Linked DNA regions of Homo sapiens: all the other regions are linked to region 1. Evidence: chromatin contacts called from ENCODE Hi-C or POLR2A ChIA-PET data. All regions are on one chromosome and are shown on one strand. The core of a region is the stretch at or near the end of the contact, and the rest is flanking DNA. Distances in the headings are between cores, read along the strand shown. Region 1 holds the start of MAP3K13 (mitogen-activated protein kinase kinase kinase 13). Region 2 overlaps MAP3K13 (mitogen-activated protein kinase kinase kinase 13). Region 3 overlaps MAP3K13 (mitogen-activated protein kinase kinase kinase 13).

What was found. A loop is a pair of places that touch in the nucleus more often than their neighbours do. ChIA-PET counts read pairs that join two places held with the same protein, here RNA polymerase II (POLR2A). Pooled maps may share reads with other maps.
Region 2: a loop to region 1 is called in a map with no recorded cell type, with 4 times the contacts of the local background. The contact joins the enhancer-like site here to the promoter of MAP3K13 in region 1. A Hi-C loop is called at or near these places in 2 of 168 maps with a recorded cell type or tissue (Calu3 and dorsolateral prefrontal cortex), 6 of 37 single-sample maps with no recorded cell type and 7 of 50 pooled maps. POLR2A ChIA-PET finds 5 or more read pairs at or near these places in 3 of 52 experiments (GM12878, MCF 10A and PC-9).
Region 3: a map of endothelial cell of hepatic sinusoid shows a loop between it and region 1 (6-fold over the local background). The contact joins the enhancer-like site here to the promoter of MAP3K13 in region 1. A Hi-C loop is called at or near these places in 3 of 168 maps with a recorded cell type or tissue (Calu3, dorsolateral prefrontal cortex and endothelial cell of hepatic sinusoid) and 2 of 50 pooled maps. POLR2A ChIA-PET finds 5 or more read pairs at or near these places in 4 of 52 experiments (GM12878, MCF 10A, activated T-cell and 1 more).

What each region holds. Positions count from the first base shown.
Region 1 is chr3:185,361,770-185,364,555 of GRCh38, reverse strand. It overlaps MAP3K13 (mitogen-activated protein kinase kinase kinase 13), which reads right to left and starts at 1,420. Exons shown (of 14, transcript NM_004721.5): 1 at 1,188-1,420. RefSeq lists enhancers at 729-788, 879-968 and a silencer at 1,439-1,588.
Region 2 is chr3:185,419,533-185,422,318 of GRCh38, reverse strand. The region is part of intron 1 of MAP3K13 (mitogen-activated protein kinase kinase kinase 13); the gene reads right to left. Among named protein-coding and RNA genes, the nearest start is that of MAP3K13, 58 kb to the right of the region's middle. Within about 2 kb of position 1,383, at least 4 of the 41 ENCODE cell types and tissues checked have a DNase peak (open chromatin) inside an H3K27ac peak, as active enhancers do.
Region 3 is chr3:185,401,435-185,404,220 of GRCh38, reverse strand. The region is part of intron 1 of MAP3K13 (mitogen-activated protein kinase kinase kinase 13); the gene reads right to left. Among named protein-coding and RNA genes, the nearest start is that of MAP3K13, 40 kb to the right of the region's middle. Within about 2 kb of position 1,425, at least 2 of the 41 ENCODE cell types and tissues checked have a DNase peak (open chromatin) inside an H3K27ac peak, as active enhancers do.

The sequences.
Region 1 (2,786 bases), core at 171-2,670:
TGCTTCACGAGAAAAGATAATATAAAAATCTAAAAATTAAGTATTGATTTTACAAGGTAAACATGGCAGCCTGGATTATAAGAAATATCAGGCATTTTGCTTTCTCAGGAGAAAGAACAACTGGGTACATGCTGCAGACTGGCATATAAATCGCTCAAAGTGAAGCAGTTGGGAAATGCTGTCAGATTATTCGGGTTGAGGAGCTGCCCCAGGGGCAGAACATGTCACAATGTCACATCCCTCTTCTTTACTCTCACAACTTTCACCAGAATAAACAGACCCTTGGAAAACAAATTCAATCACAAATAGTAACTTTTTGTTAAAACTACAGTAGCAAACTACCAAACCAACTTTATACATGGAACATATCAGAACTTTTCCATGTTTCCCCAACACAGTGGAATAAACTATTTTCAGCTAATAAGTTCATCTTAGGAAAACACTCATGTGCATTTCTATGCAATATAATTGTGGAACATTGTAACCACTTCTTAGTTTTCATTAGAGGATATTGAAAAACCCAAGTTTAAGGATAATTCCCCCTTTCCCTCGAATGCAGCTTTTTAAGTTTTTGACACTATAAAGTGTAGAGAGTGACATAAAGAAGAGCTATGAATATATATAAATACACCACTATGGCTCCCGTCATAAGAGCTTTTGAAAAATGGTTGAACAAGTATTCATCTTCACCAAATTGCAATCGCAAGATACTGACTGTTACACAATATGAAACAAAGGCAAGGTGAAGGGTGAGGAACGGCAGAAAGGACGGTCGCAAGGAAGACAAGTGCCCCACAGGATAGAACCTGCTCTGTCTTGCGGGCCCCGCTTTTCTCAGCACCTTTCTGGTGTTCTGGGCTTTTCTGCTAATACCATCCACATCATCTCTCAGAGAAATGAATCTCCCTTTAAGGAAAGCCAAGCAGGCATCCGAGGTAACGTGCAGAACCGTAAATGAAAAATGTCCACGTCTAGCAGGCAGACAAGCAAAGGAAAACCAGCTGTCAGTTTCAGAGGCTCCTAGCTGTAACGGGGTTTCGGGTTTCTCTCCGCCTCTGTCTCTCTGTCTCTCTCACGGTGTCGCCCTCAATAATATCAGCTTTCTAATCACCTCAAATCACACATTCTCTGTCTGTCCTTGTGAAATAAATACTGAAGAAACAGGAAAAACAGAGTGCAATACTCACAACAACGAAGAATTCCTACACATGCTGTTCCATTTTCTTGCTTTGAAAAGATGTAAGGTGAATTTTAAAAGCCTTGCAGAATTGGAAAAATAAAGGGGAGGGGGATTCCACCCACACAATCCTCCAGCCCACCGCAAAGGAGCCCAAAGGCTTGCTGACGTCACAGATTCATGAATGGATGTAAATTGGGCTGGTTTAGGATTCCGCACAGACTTCGCTGTGGTGTGTGTCATGAAAAAAAAAAGAGGGGCGGGTCCAGAGTAGGCCCAGCCAATAGGCTTCAGGCAGACATGGCCTTCCTTCTTTTAGAAGGAATCTGGTCACAGAATAAACAGAGCCCGCCAATCAGGCATCTGCCACTGCCTTAAGACAGACTGGCAGCTTGAGTGTGTGTGTGTGTGTGTGTGTGTGCGTGTGTGTGTGTGTGTGTGTGTGTGTTTCAAGCTGTGATAGTCATAAAAACATTATTATTGTTATTGAATGAAGGAATCAAAATAGAATTTCTGTGGAATCAAGGATAACAAAAATGCATATAGAAGAAATCCCATCTTTTATTCATTAGAACTCTTTTCTTCAACCCTTTTCTTACTGTTCAGCAATATGCCTGATGCGATCAAAACAAATCAAAGTCAGGAAAACCATTTCTAAAACTAGCAGACTAGTGGACATGTATGCCCTGCTCACCACGACTTGTAAAAGCAAAATTGTCGGGACTTGTAAAAGCAAAATTGTCGGGAAGAACGCATGGGAACAATAATCTAGTAACTAAGAAAACAGACATATGGAAAATAATATTACACGAATGTAGCTGTTTTGCACAGCAGTAACATCTTGCTGACCTTCATGATGTATCAAAAGTGGATATGGAAGAAAAATTTACTGCTACTTTTAAGTAGGGTACAGTGTTTCCTCATTGGTTTATTCAACTTCTGGCAGTCGATTAAGACACAGCTCCAAAAGGGCACTTAATGAAACTTTGAACAAATTTTGGTTTCAGTAAGATGTTTTATTATTAACAGCAAAAACAGCTGTATTAAATTCACTCAAGAGGCATCTCTTTCTTCTTTATTTTTACACTTTTCAGTTATACAAAATTGGAGATGAATATATTTATTGTCCCTACTCCCCATCACTACACTTCACAATGACTAATACTTGACAAATACTGATCATGATTTTTCTGAACTTGGGAAATGGCCTCAATCCTTGAAACTAGAACGATCGTGGTTAATATAAAGCCTCAGTTATGAGGTGTCCAGTGACCAAGAACATTCTGAACAGAGATCTGCTCTATTTCTCAATCAGATTATTTATACAACTGTGAGAGAAGGAAAGTGGTGGCCTGTTTCTAAGTGGTTCTGGAGGGTCTAAACCTGACCACTAGTAAGTATTGCACACTTCTTAGCTCATTTGGAAAAGGAAAACTTTTCAGGATAATTTTACACACAGCAAAGATATTCAGTGTACTGTCTATATTGAAGCAATAGAATATCGTTGGCAAACAACATAGTTAACAAACTTCTCTAAAGGAGCTTATTGTGGAATATCACTACAAAAAAGATAGACCAAAGAAGTTTACACATGTAACATGGGAGTGCT
Region 2 (2,786 bases), core at 134-2,633, 58 kb before region 1:
CTGACCAGTGGCAGAGCTGAGATGAGTCCTCCTTCCTCAGCCCAGCTCCTTCCACTAGCATGGTTGTTTGTTTATTTGAAGAGAAACAAATAGCCGTGGTATCATGGCCACTGATGACAAAAACAATAGCAAGTCCCAGTGCTATTCTAGATGCACTAAAACTATTCCCAAGGAAACACTAGTGCCTACCTAGCGGGGTGACCCTGCGCCTATCCACAGGCCAGCAGGAGGCTACCCACTGACTGCTCTCAGAGTAGGCAGAGGTGAGGTAAACCTCAAGGGTGTATAAAGATGTGTAGTCAAATAGGCTTCCCTCATGCTCACCAAGAATATCTAGTCCAACGGGTCCCAACAAAGGCAGAGAAATAGAGAGGTACAAGAACAAAGGGAAAGAAAAATCATCACCATGGCTATATTCAAATATGATCAGAGCTGACTCTACATTTAAGAAGAGTGTAGGAAGCTAAAAATACCTAAGTTTTACCTGTGTTTGTATGCACACCCACACGCTGCCACTGCACAGTGAAGAGACTGTTAGGTGGAAACTGCGGGAACACAGGTGGTTCCACTATCTCTGGCTGTCTTCTGCCCTCTCAGTTCCTCTCTCCCTGTGCAAATCTGGCTCAGGTACCCTCATGGGAACTGATTGTTTGGTCCTTTCAATTCATAAGAAATCAAAACTAGTATAAATTAGAAGGAGACAGAAAGGAAGTGGGGCAAGATTTTTGAATGTTGAGAGTCAAAGGGAAAAAGACAAGGAACATTGGAGGGATAAAGGGCAAGTTTGGAATGGCACCCTTATCAAAAGAAAGTACTATGGGAGCCAGGTGCGGTGGCTCATGCCTGTAATCCCAGCACTTTGGGAGGCTGAGGCAGGCAGATCACCTGAGGTCAGGAGTTCGAGATCAGCCTGCTCAACATGGTGAAACCCCATCTCTACTAAACTACAAAAAATTAGCTGGGCATGGTGGCAGGCGCCTGTAATTCCAGCTACTCGGGAGGCTGAGGCAGGAGAATTGCTTGAACCCAGGCAGGAGGTGGAGAATGCAGTGAACCGAGATGCTGCCACTGCACTTCAGCCTGGGCAATAGAGGGAGACTCCGCCTCGAAAACAAAACAAAAACAAACAAACAAAACAAAACAAAACAAAAAAAGAAAAGAAAAGAAAAGAAAAAAGAAAAAGAAAGTACTCCGGGAAGGTCTGTAGGTGAGGTGATGCTACTGCCGCCCTTACAACAGGTCCCGATCCGCAAAGGGTGCAGGAAGTGCTCCCGTATCTGCCCTTGAGGAACACTTTCCCTACCTTCTGAGTTTCTTGGCCCCAAGAGGAGGAAGTGGTTTGTGCAAAATTAGTAGGCAAGAGTTGGAGACAGCAGCAGCTGTGCATTTGGCAGGGCACTGCCAATTTCTGGAAATTACCTTGGTTTTGTGCCAAGATCCCAGGATGCAATGTAGAGAGAAAGAGGAATGGAGGAGGTAATGTGGCCAAATGGCCCTTAAATTCTTGGATTTCTATCATAGAATACAATTTTTCCCATGTTACTAATTGAGGATTTTTATAATGATCAGATTTTAAATTTTATATCATAAATATGAATAAATCAAAGATTTTGGACAATTTAGCCCCACAAAGTTTTTGATGTGACTAAAATTGAATAAAAAATTAAAGTAAGCATTATTGCTACAAGATTTATTGATTGACACTGAGCTCTTTCTAAGCTATCTTCTCTTTACTTGGCGTCTTCTTGCCTATCTTTAAAAATGAATACAACACTGCCATCTTAGTCTTCTGGTCATTTCTCTAAAATTCATATAGCAGTTGAGAACATAAAATAATTTCTGCTTCTAGGAGCATCAATCCCATTTTAAAACTTAGATTACTTTACTTGTGCATAGTAATAACATAAAATGATCTTTCCAGGATAGAGGTCTGTCACCCAGATCTTAATTTGAACTTTGAAAACATTAGCTAGCTTCTTCGAATGGAGTTGTGTGATTAGAAGTATGTGACTTCAAATCAGGTAAAAAGAATGGCCTACAATCGTGCCTTTATCCCTACTTACTCTCTTAACTGTGGACCATCTCCTGAAACGCCTATTTGAAGGAACAATAAAAACTCAAATCGACAAAATCCACTGACCTACCTCTTTTCATCTTCTTTATAATATTTCATGAAACAATTATGCATTCAAAAATATTGATTCCATGTTTACCATGTACCTATATTTTCGGTTAAGATTATGAATGTTTAATAATCTTGAAGTATGCTGGAGACATCAAAAAAATAAAAATTACAAAGAAGCAAATTCTCCATGGTGACAAATTACCTTTTGAATACCAGTACCTATAAATGCAACTGTGATTACAGTTAAAATAAGTTTATTGTAGGCTTTAAAATGAATAAAGATACTTCATTTTCAGAGTAGTAGTCTATAAATTTATCAAGAAATAGAAACTTGTGAGGCTTCAAAAATGCCTTAAGTCAAAGGTGAAACATCTTGACCAAAGGAATGATTTATCCATAAATCATATCATAAATGCTATCTCCATAAATCTTTAATAAATAATATATGGTATTTTAAGTATTAATATTCAACATTTTCTGACCTAAATCCAGCTGCCATATGAATGATAAAATCAGTAACTTTAAATGTTTTAAAAATAAGATACAGACATATATGTACCTTTAAATATATAAATATTAATAGGCATAAAAATTTAAAATGTGTATAATTAAGTAAGCATTTTAAGAAATTATGTTTAAAAGGTCAACAGTGGTTATTACT
Region 3 (2,786 bases), core at 176-2,675, 40 kb before region 1:
ACTAATCACAGGTAAGGTAATAAGTTCTTATCTATTTCCAGTATTTAATCTTACACTCACGCACTATCCAGGCTACTGTTTATGCAGAGTGTAAGTATGGCTGCTACTGCTGCAGATAATGTTAATGGCAGTGGTAGTGGCAGGTATCACTTGCTGAGTGCCTAGGCACTGTGCTGGGCATTTTACAGTCCTAAAAATTGATCATTAAATGATCCCATTGTTATCTGATGTCCTTGTTCTTTATATTTTAGTCCTATTCTTCAGCACCTTCTCCAAAGTAAAAGGAAAGGAAGGAGGGGGAAAAAAGCAAACCTTAGGTCAGATAATTTTGCTACTTGTTAATAGAGTTGATAACAAAACTGTGACTTTTTAAAGAAAGATATAAATAATTACCTGATTACAGCTTCTATATTATCTATGCATTTCATTTATTCTCCTGACCTGTGATGGATAAACCAGCCATTAGGTTTATCTGTATATATAAGTTGGCCATTTTCGGTAATAAAACCATAGAGGAAAGATATCATGTCTTCTTGTTTTTGTTTTCCAGCTTTACTGAGGTATAACTGACAAATAAAAATTATATTTACAGTAAAAAATAAATTGACAAAAATTGTACAGTGTGATGTTTTGAGATATATGTACATTGTGATGATTACCACAATCAAGTTAATTAGCATATCCATCACCTCACCATATCTTTTTGAATTACATTAGTACAACATACACATAGTCCTAATTGTGAATGGAAAAAAACTAAAACAGAGCATTTACTATAGCCATAAATTCTATTCAACCAATTAATAAGTATGTACATTATGTTGTGCCTTATGCTTCATGCTATATTTAAAAAGTTCAAGTTTTCATAAATGTTAGTGTATTATCACCTCTGAAGAAATTCAGAAAAGACCACTCTGTGGCCCTGAATCAATCAAGGAGATGTATGTTGGTTCAGAGTGGGGTTAATTTGTTTAGACTTCAGCAATTTCCGAACAGCAGCAGATCTAAAGTCAGATACTCTCAACTGATCTGAATTAAACTCTTTTGATTAGATTACGCCTATCTACTTTAGCTAGATAGAAATTATTTCAGTCTACTAACAATTTCCAAAGCACTCTATGTATAGCTGAGGTTTGGCACGGTTTTTCTTATCTCCATTTTGCCTTTTATTTTTTGATTTGGGAAGACTATATACCAGTATCTTCTAAATATGAGAAATAGGGAGGTTTTGCCTTTTGCATGCGTCAGATATATCTAGTACCTCAGGACGTTTTGTCTCCTGGGCCACAGCTTAACAGTATTAGCAAAAGCAGTTCAGCCAGGGGGGAATTGAACAGCAGCTGAGTCAGTCTAATAATTTACACTGGGGAAAGCCCTTGGAATTCAGAGGCACATTGCCCAGCTGGAGAGACAAATCTAATCTCTGCTAATGATGTTCCTCCCTCTCTTTCCTATCAGGGCTGGGTTTTTTACACATGCGCACATAATTATATATGCACACTCAGAGTCCAATGAAGCCAAACAACACAGCGCCCAGGATTAAATTACACAGTAAGATTTCCAGGCATCATCTGGCCTCTACGTCCTAATAAATGCTGTCCATGGTTCACACCGTGGAGATGTTAGAGATCTTAAGAATTCAACAGCACAGACAATAAATACTAAAATTCAAAGGCGAGAACATTATGATTTTATAATGAGACTGGATATAATAAGCTTGACTTCTTAAACAGACTTAAATTTTAAAAGTACACACTAGAAGAAAGGACACAGACTCCAGACAAAGATGTACATGGTAATAGGTAAAGAGGTGAAGAAACAACACAAAGAAAATGTTTTAAAAAACCACCCAAAGCAAAAACCAGTAGATAAAAATAATTTGTAGAAAAAAAACCCTGACAATAAATAAATAAATAAATTGTGATACTACTACCATGAATAATAATTTGTATGTGCTAAGGCCCGAGAGGCTTTTCTTTCATTGATATACCCAGAATGAGGATAAAGTAGCCTCAACAATAGCTTCCCAGCAAATACAGTGGCGTCTTTCCTAGGACCGTTTTTAAGAGCACCTGTCCACCCAAGGTGAGATTCCCCAAATGCCAGAAAAGCAACACTTATAGTAGGGAGAGTCCAAGTAAATAATTCTTGAAAATCTGATTTAATCCAGAAGGGGATGGATTGCATCTCCTTCGGGAACTCTTCCTTGAGCATCATTTATCACACTCAAGCTTTCAAGAATATTGAGTAACTAAAAATTATAGGTTATATTTTCTGGTAGGACCCTGGGATGCAAATAATCCGGGTTTCCAGGTAAGAGGTCGCTCCATAAGCTTTAATAATCTACCAAAAAGAAAGAGCTGACACTCTCCTATGAAAATCCAGGAATCTCACCAGAAATCGTGCCTCAAAACCTCATTTCCACATGGAAGTATGCCAAGAAAAATAAGCCTGACCATGTGGTTGTTTATATTTTATTACAATGCATAATGTTCTTCATATACTGATGAAACTTTACTTACTAAAATGTTTTAATAAGTACGTGTATTTTTATATAAAGCCCTTTGCAAATGACATCAATTATTTTAAAAAGAGGGAAGCAATTTAATAGTTAATGCCTCTGCCGCTTTACTGAAGTAAATAGGGAGTGGTGGGGTAGGGAGTCACCATCTGGGGCTATAAATTATAATCCTGCTACATGGTAATGGACAGAGGGCTGATCCATGAAGCTCCCCGAGGAGATTCCATCTATCAGTGCAGCCATCCATAGAAGGGGCTGAAGACAA